Linked DNA regions of Homo sapiens: region 1 is linked to region 2. The links are chromatin contacts, found by POLR2A ChIA-PET in ENCODE. All regions are on one chromosome and are shown on one strand. The core of a region is the stretch at or near the end of the contact, and the rest is flanking DNA. Distances in the headings are between cores, read along the strand shown. Region 1 overlaps DIP2B (disco interacting protein 2 homolog B). Region 2 has its middle 20 kb from the start of LIMA1.

The links. ChIA-PET counts read pairs that join two places held with the same protein, here RNA polymerase II (POLR2A).
Region 1: POLR2A ChIA-PET joins it to region 2 with 16 read pairs in activated naive CD4-positive, alpha-beta T cell. The contact joins two enhancer-like sites. POLR2A ChIA-PET finds 5 or more read pairs at or near these places in 4 of 52 experiments (OCI-LY7, activated CD4-positive, alpha-beta T cell, activated T-cell and 1 more).

What each region holds. Positions count from the first base shown.
Region 1 is chr12:50,570,805-50,576,975 of GRCh38, forward strand. The region is part of intron 1 of DIP2B (disco interacting protein 2 homolog B); the gene reads left to right. Among named protein-coding and RNA genes, the nearest start is that of DIP2B, 69 kb to the left of the region's middle. RefSeq lists an enhancer at 4,657-4,756. Within about 2 kb of position 1,652, at least 8 of the 41 ENCODE cell types and tissues checked have a DNase peak (open chromatin) inside an H3K27ac peak, as active enhancers do.
Region 2 is chr12:50,300,083-50,306,501 of GRCh38, forward strand. No RefSeq gene overlaps it. Among named protein-coding and RNA genes, the nearest start is that of LIMA1, 20 kb to the left of the region's middle. Within about 2 kb of position 4,334, at least 3 of the 41 ENCODE cell types and tissues checked have a DNase peak (open chromatin) inside an H3K27ac peak, as active enhancers do.

The DNA.
Region 1 (6,171 bases), core at 402-2,901, 270 kb after region 2:
TCAGGTTACTTGAAGCCTTCTTTTGAGTGACTAGATTTAAGTTTGTGAAACAAGGTTTTCAGAAGTTTTGGTTTTATTCTCTCAGAAATTTTGGCTTCATTTTTTCAACAAAACTTTTATTGACTGTTTATTTAGCAGATATTAAATGTAGCAAAATTACTATGACCCAGCTGTTGTCCACAAGGAGCTTATAGTCTAATCAAGAACCAATTTGTAATAACAATGAAATTAAAATATGATTGTATATTGAGGTAAGTGATAATAGAGGTATGAAAAGAAAATGCCATCGCAATGTAGTGGAGGGGTTGGGGAAGGATGGGGTAGTAGGGAAGGTCTCAAAGAGAATATGTTATTATTGGCAGCCTCTTTTTTTTTTTTTTTTTTGGAGATGGAGTCTTACTCTGTCACCCAGGCTAGAGTGCTGTGGCACGATCTCGGTTCACTGCAACCTCCACCTCCTGGGTTCAAGAGATTCTCCTGCCTCAGCCTCCCGAGTAGCTGGGACTACGGGTGTGCGCCACCATGCCTAGCTAAAATTTATATTTTTAGTAGAGATGGGGTTATGCCATGAAGGCCAGGCTGGTCTCGAACCTCTGACCTCAGGTGATCCACCCTGCCTTGGCCTCCCAAAGTGCTGGGATTACAGGCGTGAGCCACCACACCCCGCCTATTGGCAGCCTTTTGAAAGGCTTTGGCTATAGGTAGATGGGAATCGAATTATCTGTGACCTTTGAAACCTAGGCGTTTTTTTTTTTTTTTTTTTTTTGAGACGGAGTCTCACTCTGTCACCTAGGCTGGAGTGCAATGGCGTGATCTTGGCTCACTGCACCCTCCGCCTCCTGGGTTCAAGTGATTCTTCTGTCTCAGCCTCCCAAGTAACTGGGACTACAGGCGTGTGCCACCACGCCTGGCTAATTTTTTGTATTTTTAGTAGAGACAGGGTTTCACCATGTTAGCCAGGATGGTCTCGATCTCGATCTCTTGACCTCGTGATCCTCCTGCCTCGGCCTCCCAAAATGTGGGAATTACAGGCGTGAGCCACCGCGCCCAGCCTGAGACCTAGGCATTTTAATTATTTGTGTAACTTTAACATACAGCCAGGCCTGGAAGTTTATTTAAAAGATGCATCTGTCTTTCCAGTTCAACTTTTAGTTTAACTATTCCTTTAGGAAAAGACATTTATGGATGCAGCTGTGTGACAGCATTGCCGAAGCCTTCTCTTTAGAGTTTGTTACAACACAGCTCCAGTTATATTGCTTTGCTTAGGTTGTTCTTTGCTTTTTAACGTAAAATATTTATATTTGTCTTCATTCATTTTGTAAAAATGAAGCACAACTTTAAAAAAATCACAAATTTGGGGGTTTTACTTTATCCTCATGTGTGTTCCATTTCTCTTTAAAGCTAAAATGTCTATTATGTGTTGATATAAAAATATTATCCCCAGACTAAGACCACAGTTTCCTCAAACTTTGTTGAGTACATGCCCTCCTCCCTTTTAAAATTACATCTTGTAGGAGATTCTGGCATTTCTCATTTATATATTGTGAAGTTAAAATATATTTCCTAGAAGAAAAATATTTCACAATAAGGGGAACTGAAAGCATTTGCTAGGGAGAGAGTTAAGGGTTGCTAAACTTATGGCATGCTGGATTGGTGTGTGCTGAGAATGCTTTCGCAACAACTTGATTCAGAAAACATTTACTGAATGCCTTTGGCAAAAGGCTCCTGCTAGATGCTTTGAGGGATAAGAAAATGAACAAAACACAGGCTCAGTTTTGTTGAAGGGCCTTCCAGGTTACTACATTGACTGTTTCTGAATCTCTTCTCTTCCATTCTCCACCTTTGCCATATCCCAGATAATGAAAATTAGAGCTCTAATTTATCAATTCTGTAAGCTGAAAAGTCTATAAAATTAGTTTCCTTAAAATGTTGGTTACAGGTTCTCCTTTGTGCTGACAGAATTTAGAATAACAGAAAACATTTTGGTGTCTCAGTGCCTCCTTCCATAAATTAACATTTACTTCAGTAGATGCTTTTCATGGAGCATTATGATCCAGCCCCTCTCAAGCTGTGACTCGCCATGGACAGTATTAAATCAGATCTGAGCAGCTCTAGGAGACAGGTGAAAGTTGGAGAATATGCCCAGTGTCAGCATCTTGGCTAGAGTGTGCTGTTAAAACAGAGAACACTCTTGGCACTCAGAAACTGATCAGGCATGTGCCATTCTGCACGTGAGCTCTAAGAAATAAAGCCGCAGAGGGTGTTCTGTGTTTCCATTCCAGCTGAACTAAATGGTTAAGTATCCTTTTTAGGCATCCCCTTAAATCTACCACAGACTATCAGGTCATAATCCAGAAGAGGTAAATACCATAAAATCCCCAAATACAGCCACGTATCCAGAAGCCAGAGTTCTGGCTTCATCAGCCATAACAGTCAGTTCCATTAAACAAATAACTGCTTGAACACCTACTGTGTAAAGCTCTGTGCTGGTGCTTCAGGTTGTAAAGAGACAAATAAGATTGAGTATCGATCAAGTTGCTTACAGTTTAGTAGCGCATGCTGCTCTCCTTGTTCCACCTGCCTTGCCATTCCAAATTCTGTTTCTTCCTGGCCTACCCTGGTCTGTAGCCACCTACAACTCAGTGTAGATACAGACCCATTCAGTGTGTTTATTACAACCCAGTCTTATAACCTTATCTTTTAAAATGTGCAATAGATGTTGGAAACAGTAGAGGAGCTGTGCCCTGAGCCCTGGACAGTGTCTGGAATGATTTGTAGAAAAGCCCATTGTAGCACTAATCACTTGAGGTACTGTTTCAGGGCAATTTTATTTTTCTAATGGAATCCCATGATTGGCATAGTTCAAACAGACAGAACCCAGACAGGAGGCAGTCTTTAAAAATGGTTAGTCCAATTTTGTTTACATTTCTTCCCTTTGCAGAATGTGTATTTTCCCTTCTTCAGACTAAAAATGTCACAGTGTGATGTATGCTGTTGTGGAAGTATTTTGCATGAAATCACTAAATTCATTTATTCAAATAATTTGTCTTAGGCTTTTTAAAAGTGACCAGAGATAAATATTTATGAATCATATTTAAGTATTTGGAGGGCATTTCAAGATAAGTATATTTAAGATAATTTCCTTGACTATGTTTGATGATATTAAGGGTTCTTAGAAATCTTTTCCAAAATCTTGCAATCTGAAAGTGAATGGAACATTCAGAATTAACTGTAGTCACAATTGTGTCTTTATTGTTGGTTGGTCTTGCCTGTTTCATTTTACAAACAAATGTGAAGGACAATACTTTCTCCATCAAAATAGATAAGAAACTTTCATATAAAAGTAAGACAGGAAACTAATGTAACCTTTAAAAAAAATCTTGAATTATCTTATTAAGATTACAATAGATAATTAGATTAATCTAAAATTAGATTGTTGTTTAGTTAAACCTGATTTTATGATTTAGAAAGGCCAATAAATAGCACCTCTCTTCTCCACACGGGTTCTGGATAAATGGCAAAAAACCAAACTATTAGCAGATGAGGGCCATAATATTGCTTTTATTACTGATAAAGGTGATGGTAAAGGAAGCAGCTTAAGGTTAGAGCCAAATTGGTTTGCTAAGTGAATTCCATCATTATTCAGACCTACCCCGTGGGCACAGTGGTGCTGGATTGGAGAGGTCATATGCAGTATGCAGACCCTCCACTCAACGCAGCTTCAGCAGACAGCTTATGCGTATGAGGAAGAAGAGCATGAACAGACTATTTATCCCAAATTTACCAGTCAGTCAGTTGCTTCCCTCTCCAGGATAGAATGATCTAAGTGGCAAAGACATGCTAAAGATGTTACAACTGGTGGACCTCGATTCATGCAAGGAACCCTCAGAAGTGAGGAATGAATGTTCCCATCTGGTACTTCGTTCCCTCTTCCATGCATGGCTTTTATGAAGAATGGGTTGGTGCCAGGGTAGGAGAAGTAGCCTGACTAGGCCAATGAGCAAACCTTTGTTTTAGGGAAGAGACCTTGTAACAATTGGCCTCTTGGAAATTGCAGCCAAGGTTTGTTTATCGGAACGATGGGAATTTGTCCTTAGGCAGTCCTCTTTGCCTTTCTGAAACATCTGTGATTTAGTATTATTTCTGGGCAATAAGTCAAGGTCCACAACTTAGTTTTCTGTTGTCCTTTAACATTTTAAAATATGCCTACATCTCTTTCATTTTTAGTTTTCTTCACAGACTCCTTTTGTTTACCTCCCTCTCTGGTGTTTTGCATGATTATAGCTAACTTTCTTTTCTTTCGACATTCTCCCCTTGGACACAGTTTTAACTCTTTCATATCTTGGTGGTTACCAGATCTCTGTCTCCAACCCTGACCTCTGTTCTGAGCTCCATATTTGTATCCAGCTCTCTATTTAGCAGTTCCATCTGGGCTGTCTAAAACTAAACTCTCTTCTAGCCACCCCCACAACAACAACTCAGAAACCCTTGCCTTTTATTTTGTGATACCACAGCCTTTTCATTAGTTTAAGCTAGAAAGGGAAAGCTGGGGGTCACCACAGGCTTGTTTTTTTTTGTTTTGTTTTGTTTTTTTTTGAGACAGGGTCTCGCTCTGTCACCCAGGCTGGAGTGCAGTGACGTGATCATGGCTCACTGCAGCCTTGACTTCCCAGGCTCAAGCCATCCTCCCACCTCAGCTCCCAAACTCCAGTCCCCAGCAGCTGAGACTACAGGCACATGCCACTAGGCCTGGCTAATTTCTTATAGAGACAGAGTTTTGCTGTTTTCGCCCAGGCTAGTCTTGAATTCCTGGGCTCAAGTGATCTGCCTCAGCCTCCCAAAGTGCTGGGATTACAGGTGCCTGTGCCCAACCAGGCCCTCCTTTATTGTTTATCTCCTAGGTCAGGGGTCAGCAAACTGTGTCTACTGGGTCAAATCCAGCCAGGGACCTGGCAGCCAATATTTTTTTTTGAGATGGAGTCTTGCTTTGTCGCCCAGGCTGGAGTGCAGTGGTGCAATCTCACCTCACTGCAGCCTCTGCCCACCAGGTTCCAGTGATTCTCCTGCCTCAGCCTCCTGGGTAGCTGGGATTATAGGCACACACCACCACACCCAGCTAATTTCTATATTTTTAGTAGAGACAGGGTTTTGCCATGTTGGCCAGGCTGGTCTCAAACTCCTGACCTTAGATGATCTGCCTGGCTTGGCCTCCCAAAGAGCTGGAATTACAAGTGTGAGCCACCGTGCCTGGCCCTGATATTTTTTTTCACTTTTTTTTTTTTGAGACGGAGTTTTGCTCTTGTTGCCCAGGCTGGAGTGCAGTGGCGTGATCTCGGCTTACTACAACCTCCGCCTCCTGGGTTCAAGTGATTTACCTGCCTCAGCCTCCTGAGTAGCTAGGATTACAGGCACGTGCCACCATGCCTGGCTAATTTTGTATTTTTAGTAGAGACGGTTTCTCCATGTTGGTCAGGCTGGTCTTGAACTCCTGACCTCAGGTGATCTGCCCACCTTGGCCTCCCAAAGTGCTGGGATTACAGATGTGAGCCACTGCACCCAGCATTTTTTTTTTTTACATTTTTAAATGCTTGTTTAAAACAAACAAATATATCTGTGAAAGAGACCACATGTGGTCTGCAAAGCCTAAGTACATATTTACGGTCTGACCGCCCCCCACCTTTTTTTTCTTTTTTAGACCAAGTCTCGCTCTGTCGCCCAGGCTGGAGTGCAGTGGCGCGATCTCGGCTCACTGCAAACTCCACCTCCCAGGTTCATGCCATTCTCCTGCCTCAGCCTCCCTAGTAGCTGGGACTACAGGCGCCCGTCACCACGCCTGGCTAATTTTTTGTATTTTTTTTAGTAGAGACAGGGTTTCACCATGTTAGCCAGGATGGTCTCGATCTCTTGACCTCATGATCTGCCCGCCTCGGCCTCTCAAAGTGCTGGGATTACAGGCGTGAGCTACCGCGCCCAGCCGGTCTGACCCTTTACAGAAAAAGTTAGGCTGCATCTTTTCTAGGTCGAGTCCTATTAATTCTCTCCCTGCAAACATCCCTTGTTATTATTATTTTTTTTTGATACGGAGTTTCGGTCTCGTTGCCCAGGCTGGAGTGCAGTGGCACAATCTCGGCTCAGTGTAACATCCGCCTCCTAGGTTCAAGTGATTCTCCT
Region 2 (6,419 bases), core at 3,084-5,583:
AGGTGCCCGCCACCACGCCCGGCTAATTTTTTATATTTTTCAGTAGAGACGGTGTTTCACCATGTTAGCCAGGATGGTCTCGATCTCCTGACCTCGTGATCCTCCCACCTCGGCCTCCCAAAGTGCTGGGATTACAGGTGTGAGCCACCGCACCTGGCCACACTCAGATGTTAATACTGTTTCTGGAAAGACTTCTTGTTAAGGAAATACTTAAATGTCTTCATTGATCAAGCCATTGTTAAAAGGATATTCTGCTATATGTTACTGAAAGCAACATTAAAAGCAATTTTGTTTGCAGTTAAAGCACCTGACTTTATTTAGGTGTTCGTTCAGGTTTTCAAAGATCTGATTATTTAAGTCTTATATAAAATTTTCTGGAACAGAAAAAGTAGAAATATTCTCCAGCTCTTTCTATAAAGTTGTGATAACTTGAAACCAAACCATCAGTGTGGCGATTCCTCAGGGATCTAGAACTAGAAATACCATTTGACCCAGCAATCCCATTACTGGGTATATACCCAAGGGATTATAAATCATGCTGCTATAAAGACACATGCACACGTATGTTTATTGCGGCACTATTCACAATAGCAAAGACTTGGAACCAACCCAAATGTCCAACAACGATAGACTGGATTAAGAAAATGTGGCACATATACACTATAGAATACTATGCAGCCATAAAAAATGATGAGTTCATGTTCTTTGTAGGGACATGGATGAAGCTGGAAACCATCATTCTCAGCAAACTGTTGCAAGGACAAAAAAACCAAACACCACATGTTCTCACTCATAAGTGGGAATTGAACAATGAGAACACATGGACACAGGAAGGGGAACATCACACACCAGGGCCTGTTGTGGGGTAGGGGGAGGGGGGAGGGATAGCATTTGGAGATATACCTAATGTTAAATGACGAGTTACTGGGTGCAGCACACCAACATGGCACATGTATACATATGTAACTAACCTGCACGTTGTGCACATGTACCCTAGAACTTAAAGTATAATAATAATAAAAAAAAAAAGAAACCAAACCAAACAGGGAGAAAAAGAAAATGAAAGGCCAGTTTCACTCATTATCATAGATACATCAATTCTAAATAAATTGTTATGGTGAGTGTGCTTGGAAATAAAAATAAATAAATAAATAGTAAACTGAATCCAGCAGTATATTAAATAGATAATATGTATGCATGATCTAGGTGGATTTATTCCAGAATATAAGAGTGGTTTCACATTAAAAAACAAAACCAAAAAAGTATCAATGTTAAGTTGCCTATTAACAGATGGGGGTATCATCATCTCTAAAGATGTAGAACAAGCATTTGAATTTATCACCCATTCATGATAAAAGCTTAGCAAACTAAAAAGGAAAATTTCCTAATTTGTTAAGGGGAATCTACAAAAAACTTAAATTGAACATCATTCATAACATTAAACTTTAGAAAATTTTATCTAAAACTAGGAAAATATAGGGATGTCCACTATAATTACTGCTTCTATCAGCATTTTACAGGAAATTCTAGACAGGGCAGTAAGTCAATACAAAGAAATAAAAGATATAAGAACTAAAAAGGAAGAAACATTGACAGAGAATATGCTTGTCTTTGTGGAAAGCTCCAAATTATATAACCGTAAATTATTAGAAATAGTAATTGCACTTAACAAGGAAGCTGGGTTTACGATCAACATACAAGGCCGGGCACAGTGGCTCACGCCTGTAACCCCAGCACTTTGGGAGGCCGAGGCAGGTGGATCACCTGAGGTCAGGAGTTCGAGACCAGTCTGGCCAACATGGTGAAACCTGTCTCTACTAAAAATACAAAAATTAGCTGGGCGTGGTGGCAGGCACCTGCAATCCCAGCCACTCAGGAGGCTGAGGCAGGAGAATTGCTTGAATCTGGGAGGTGGAGGTTGCAGTGAGCCGAAATTGTGCCACTGCACTCCAGCCTGGGCGACAAGAGCAAGACTCCATCTTAAAAAAAAAAAAAAAAAAAAAACAAGGAGGCTGGGTTTAAGATTAACATACAAGGCCGGGCATGGTGGCTCATGCCGGTAATATATATATATTTTAGATGAGACCTTGCTCTATCACCCAGGCTGGAGTGCTATGGCACAATCATGCTCCACTGCAGCCTCAACCTGCTGGGCTCAAGCAGTCCTCCCCCTTCAGACTCTCGTGTGGCTGGGACTCCAGTGATGCGCCACCATACTTCAAAATATTCTATCTTGGTAAAGAAACTGGGAAAAGTAGAGTGAAAATAGCTAAAAGTTTTAGGTATTGTAGTTGTCAAAAACATCGTTAACATTTTCCAGATCCTAACATTAAAAGAACACCACCGAGCTAGGTCCATTGGGTAAGAGGACTACGTGGAACACTGAACCATGTTAAAGAATGTTGGCGGCCAGGCACGGTGGCTCACGCCTGTAATCCCAGCACTTTGGGAGGCCGAGGTGGGCAGATCACCTGAGGTCAGGAGTTTGAAACCAGCCTGGCCAACATGGTGAAACCCCATCTGTACTAAAAATACAGAAATTAGCCAGGCATGTTGGCAGGTGCCTGTAATCCCAGCTACTCAGAAGGCTGAGGCAGGAGAATCGCTTGAACCTGGTAGGTAGAGGCTGTAGTGAGCCAAGATTGAGCCATTGCATTCCAGCCTGGGCAGCAAGAGTGAAATTCCGTCTCAAAAAAAAAAAAAAAAAAAAAAAAGGATGCTTTGGAATGAAAATGTACAATGCCTTCCCAAGGAGTGAGAAAAGGTCAGCAGTCTCATCCCGGCCACATCCTTGTGGCAACTGACCTCATCTGGAAAGCAAACTGTTTATTCCACTCATTTAAATGTGATGGAAGTTCATGACAATTGAGCTCTGGGAGCTGGTTCTAAAAGAGTCATCCACAGATTCTTTACCCTGAAAGGAATCCCAGATGTGTTCAGTTTATCTCCTTTCATTGGGAGATTTTTTTCATTAGATTTATTAGGGAAGTATAGTATTGTGCTTTAGGGTTGCTTAATTTGTTTTTGTTTTCGTAATTAATAGACAATGTCAGGAGCTGCTAAACCTGGGTTTTTGTATAGCAGGTGAATAGAATTAGAACCATGGCCAGGCGCAGTGTCTTACACCTGTAATCCCAGCACGTTGGGAGCCTGAGGCAGATGGACTGCTTGAATCAAGGAGTTCGAGATCAGCCTGGGCACATGGCAAAACCCCAACTCTACAAAAAAATGCAAAAAGTAGGCAGGGGTGGTGGCACATGCCTGTAGTCCCATCTACTTAGGAAGCTGAGGCAGAAGGATCATTTGAGACTAGAATATGGAGCCTGCAGTTAGCTGAGGTCGTGCCGCCATTGCACTCTGGCCTGATGACAGTAAGACCCTGTCTCAAAAAAAAGAAAAATAATTAAAACTATGAACTTTAATTAGTTCATTTACATAGCAGAATTGGGAGCCAAGGCTTTGGTTTCAGCACTCTTGTAATTATAAATTACTACTTGAAATAAAAGCTGACCATATTTTAAAAATATTTATTTCTGTTAGGCAGTTCTCTTTTTTTTTTTTTTTTGAGACAGAGTGGTGTGATCTCGGCTCACTGCAACCTCTGTCTCCCAGATTCAAGCAATTCTCCTGCCTCAGCTTCCTGAGTAGCTGGGATTATAGGCACTTACCACCACACCAAGCTAATTTTTGTGTTTTTAGTAGAGATGGTTTCGCCGTGTTGGCCAGGCTGGTCTTGAACTCTTGACTTCAAGTGATCCACCCACTTTGGCCTCCCAAAGTGTTGGGATTACAGGCATGAGCCACCACGCCAGGCCAGACAGTTCATTCACTGAGTAGCTAAAGTAGATAAAAGAAGAAAAGATATCGTTTCCTTTTTTTTTGAGACGGGGACTTGCTCTGTCACCCAGGTTGGAGTGCAGTGGCGCGATCTCAGCTCACTGCAAGCTCCGCCTCCTGGGTTCACTCCATTCTCCTGCCTCAGCCTCCTGAGTAGCTGGGACTACAAGCACCCACTACCACACCCGGCTAATTTTTTTGTATTTTTTAGTAGAGACGGGGTTTCACCGCGTTAGCCAGGATGGTCTCGATCTCCTGACCTTGTGATCCACCCTCCTCGGCTCCCAAAGTGCTGGGATTACAGGCGCAAGCCACCGCACCTGGCCCCGATGTTGTCTTCTATAAGTAACTTTCATCCTAGTTGGAGATAATCACCACATACTTGCAAGAAAGACTTTATCCTTATCCTCTTGTTCTGTCTTCTGCTTGAGGCTTTGGATAAAGGCAAAGCCCTTTTAAGCCCAAGCAGGACAAAGTCCAAATCTGAAAATTGCACTATCCTCCAAAGGTCTTTACCTTCCAATGAGTCAGATAATTTTGGATCATTCCCATTAATGAGTCATGCTGACCAAATGTAGTTTTTGTGTATTTCTTGCTACAACTTTTAAATATTCCCTTCCTTCCCTTTCTACATTTGTTGAGTGACTACTGTGGAAACAAGACTCAGAAAGTTAACAGGCTCTTGTATAAAAGTATTTTAGTAATTTAACAAACTAGTGTTGCTGGGCGCGGTGGCTCATGCCTGTAATCCCAGCACTTTGGGAGGCCAAGGTGGGCGGATCACCTGAGGTCAGGAGTTCGAGACCAGTCTGGCCAACATGGAGAAACCCCATCTCTACTAAAAATACAAAAAATTAGCTGGGCATGCTGGCAGGTGCCTGTAATCCCAGCTACTCAAGAGGCTGAGGCAGGAGAATCGCTTGAACCTGGGAGGTGGAGGTTGCAGTGAGCCGAGATCATGCCATTGTACTCCAGCCTGGGTGACAAAAGCAAGACTCCGTCTCAAAAAAAAAAAAAAAAGAAAAGAAAAGAAACTAGTGTTATCTGAGCATTGACAGCAAACTATATACTCAAGGATCAATTTTCTGTTTTAATAAAAAATCCAAATTTTTACTTTTAGTATACCATCTGTGATGGTTTTAAAACCACAAATTCCAGGCCGGGTGCGGTGGCTCACGTCTGTAATCCTAGCACTTTGGGAGTCTGACGTGGGTGGATCACGAGGTCAGGAGTTCTAGACCAGCCTGGGCAATATGGTGAAAACCCATATCTACTAAAAAATACAAAAATTAGCCAGGCATGGTGGCTCACACCTGTAATCCCCGCTACTCAGGAGGTTTAGGCAGGAGAATCACTTGAACCCGAGAGGCAGAGGTTACAGTAGTGAGTCAAGATCACACCACTGTATTCCAGCCTGGGCAACAAGAGTGAAACCCCATCTCAAAAAAAAAAAAAAAAACCCACAAATTTTTTGATGCTTCTCCCTATAAAATGTGAAACGCCCCTCCCCTTGAACATGGGTGGGGTTTATGGATTTTCTTTTTTTTCTTTTTCTTTTTTGAGATGGAGCTTCGCTCTTGTTGCCCAGGCTGGAGTGCTATGGCGCCATCTCGGCCCACTGCAACCTCTGCCTCCCGGGTTCGAGCAATTCTTCCGCCTCAGCCTACAGAGTAACTGGGATTACAGGCACCCGCCACCATGCCCAGCTAATTATTTTTGTATTTTTAGTAGAGGCAGGGTTTCACCATGTTGATCAGGCTGGTCTCAAACTCCTGACCTCAGGTGATCCACCCGCCTCAGCCTCCCAAAGTGTTGGGATTACAGGCGTGAGCCACCGTGCCCGGCCTGGACTTTCTTCTGAGTAAAAATGACAGTATGTCACTTTTTTTTTTCTTTTCATGGCTCATTGCAGCCTCAACCTTCCAGGCTCAAGTGATTCTCCCACCTCAGCTTCCTGAGTAGCTGGAACCACAGGCAAATGCCACCATGCCCAGCTAATTTTTTTTTTTCAGGGATACGGTCTCACTATGTTGCCCAGGCTGGTCTTGAGTGCCTGGGCTCAAGGGATTCTCCTGCCTCGACCTTCCAAAGTGCTGGGATTACAGGTGTAAGCCACTGCGCCTGGCCTGACAGTGTGTCACTTCTAAGACTAGGTCATATAAAGGCATTGTGGCTTCATCCTTCCTCTCTTGGACCATTTATTGTGGATGAAACCAGTCATCATGTCATAAGGATACTCAAGAAACTTTATGAAGAGGTCCCTGTGGCCTCTAGCTAAGAACTATGTGAGTGAGCTAATTTGAAGGCAGATCCTCCAACCTCTTCCCCTACCCTCTACCAAGCTTTTGGACGACTGCAACCCCAGCCAACATCTTGACTCCAATGTCATGAAAGACCCTGAGCCAGAACCTGCCAGCTAAACTGCTGCTAAATCCTGACCCACAGAAATTATGAGATGTATGTATGTTGTTTTAAGCTACTAAATTTTGGAGGTAATTTGCTATGCAGTAATAGATAACTGATACACCATCACGTACAATTTTATAATAAATAATTCACAAACTTTTTACCCATCTTATGAA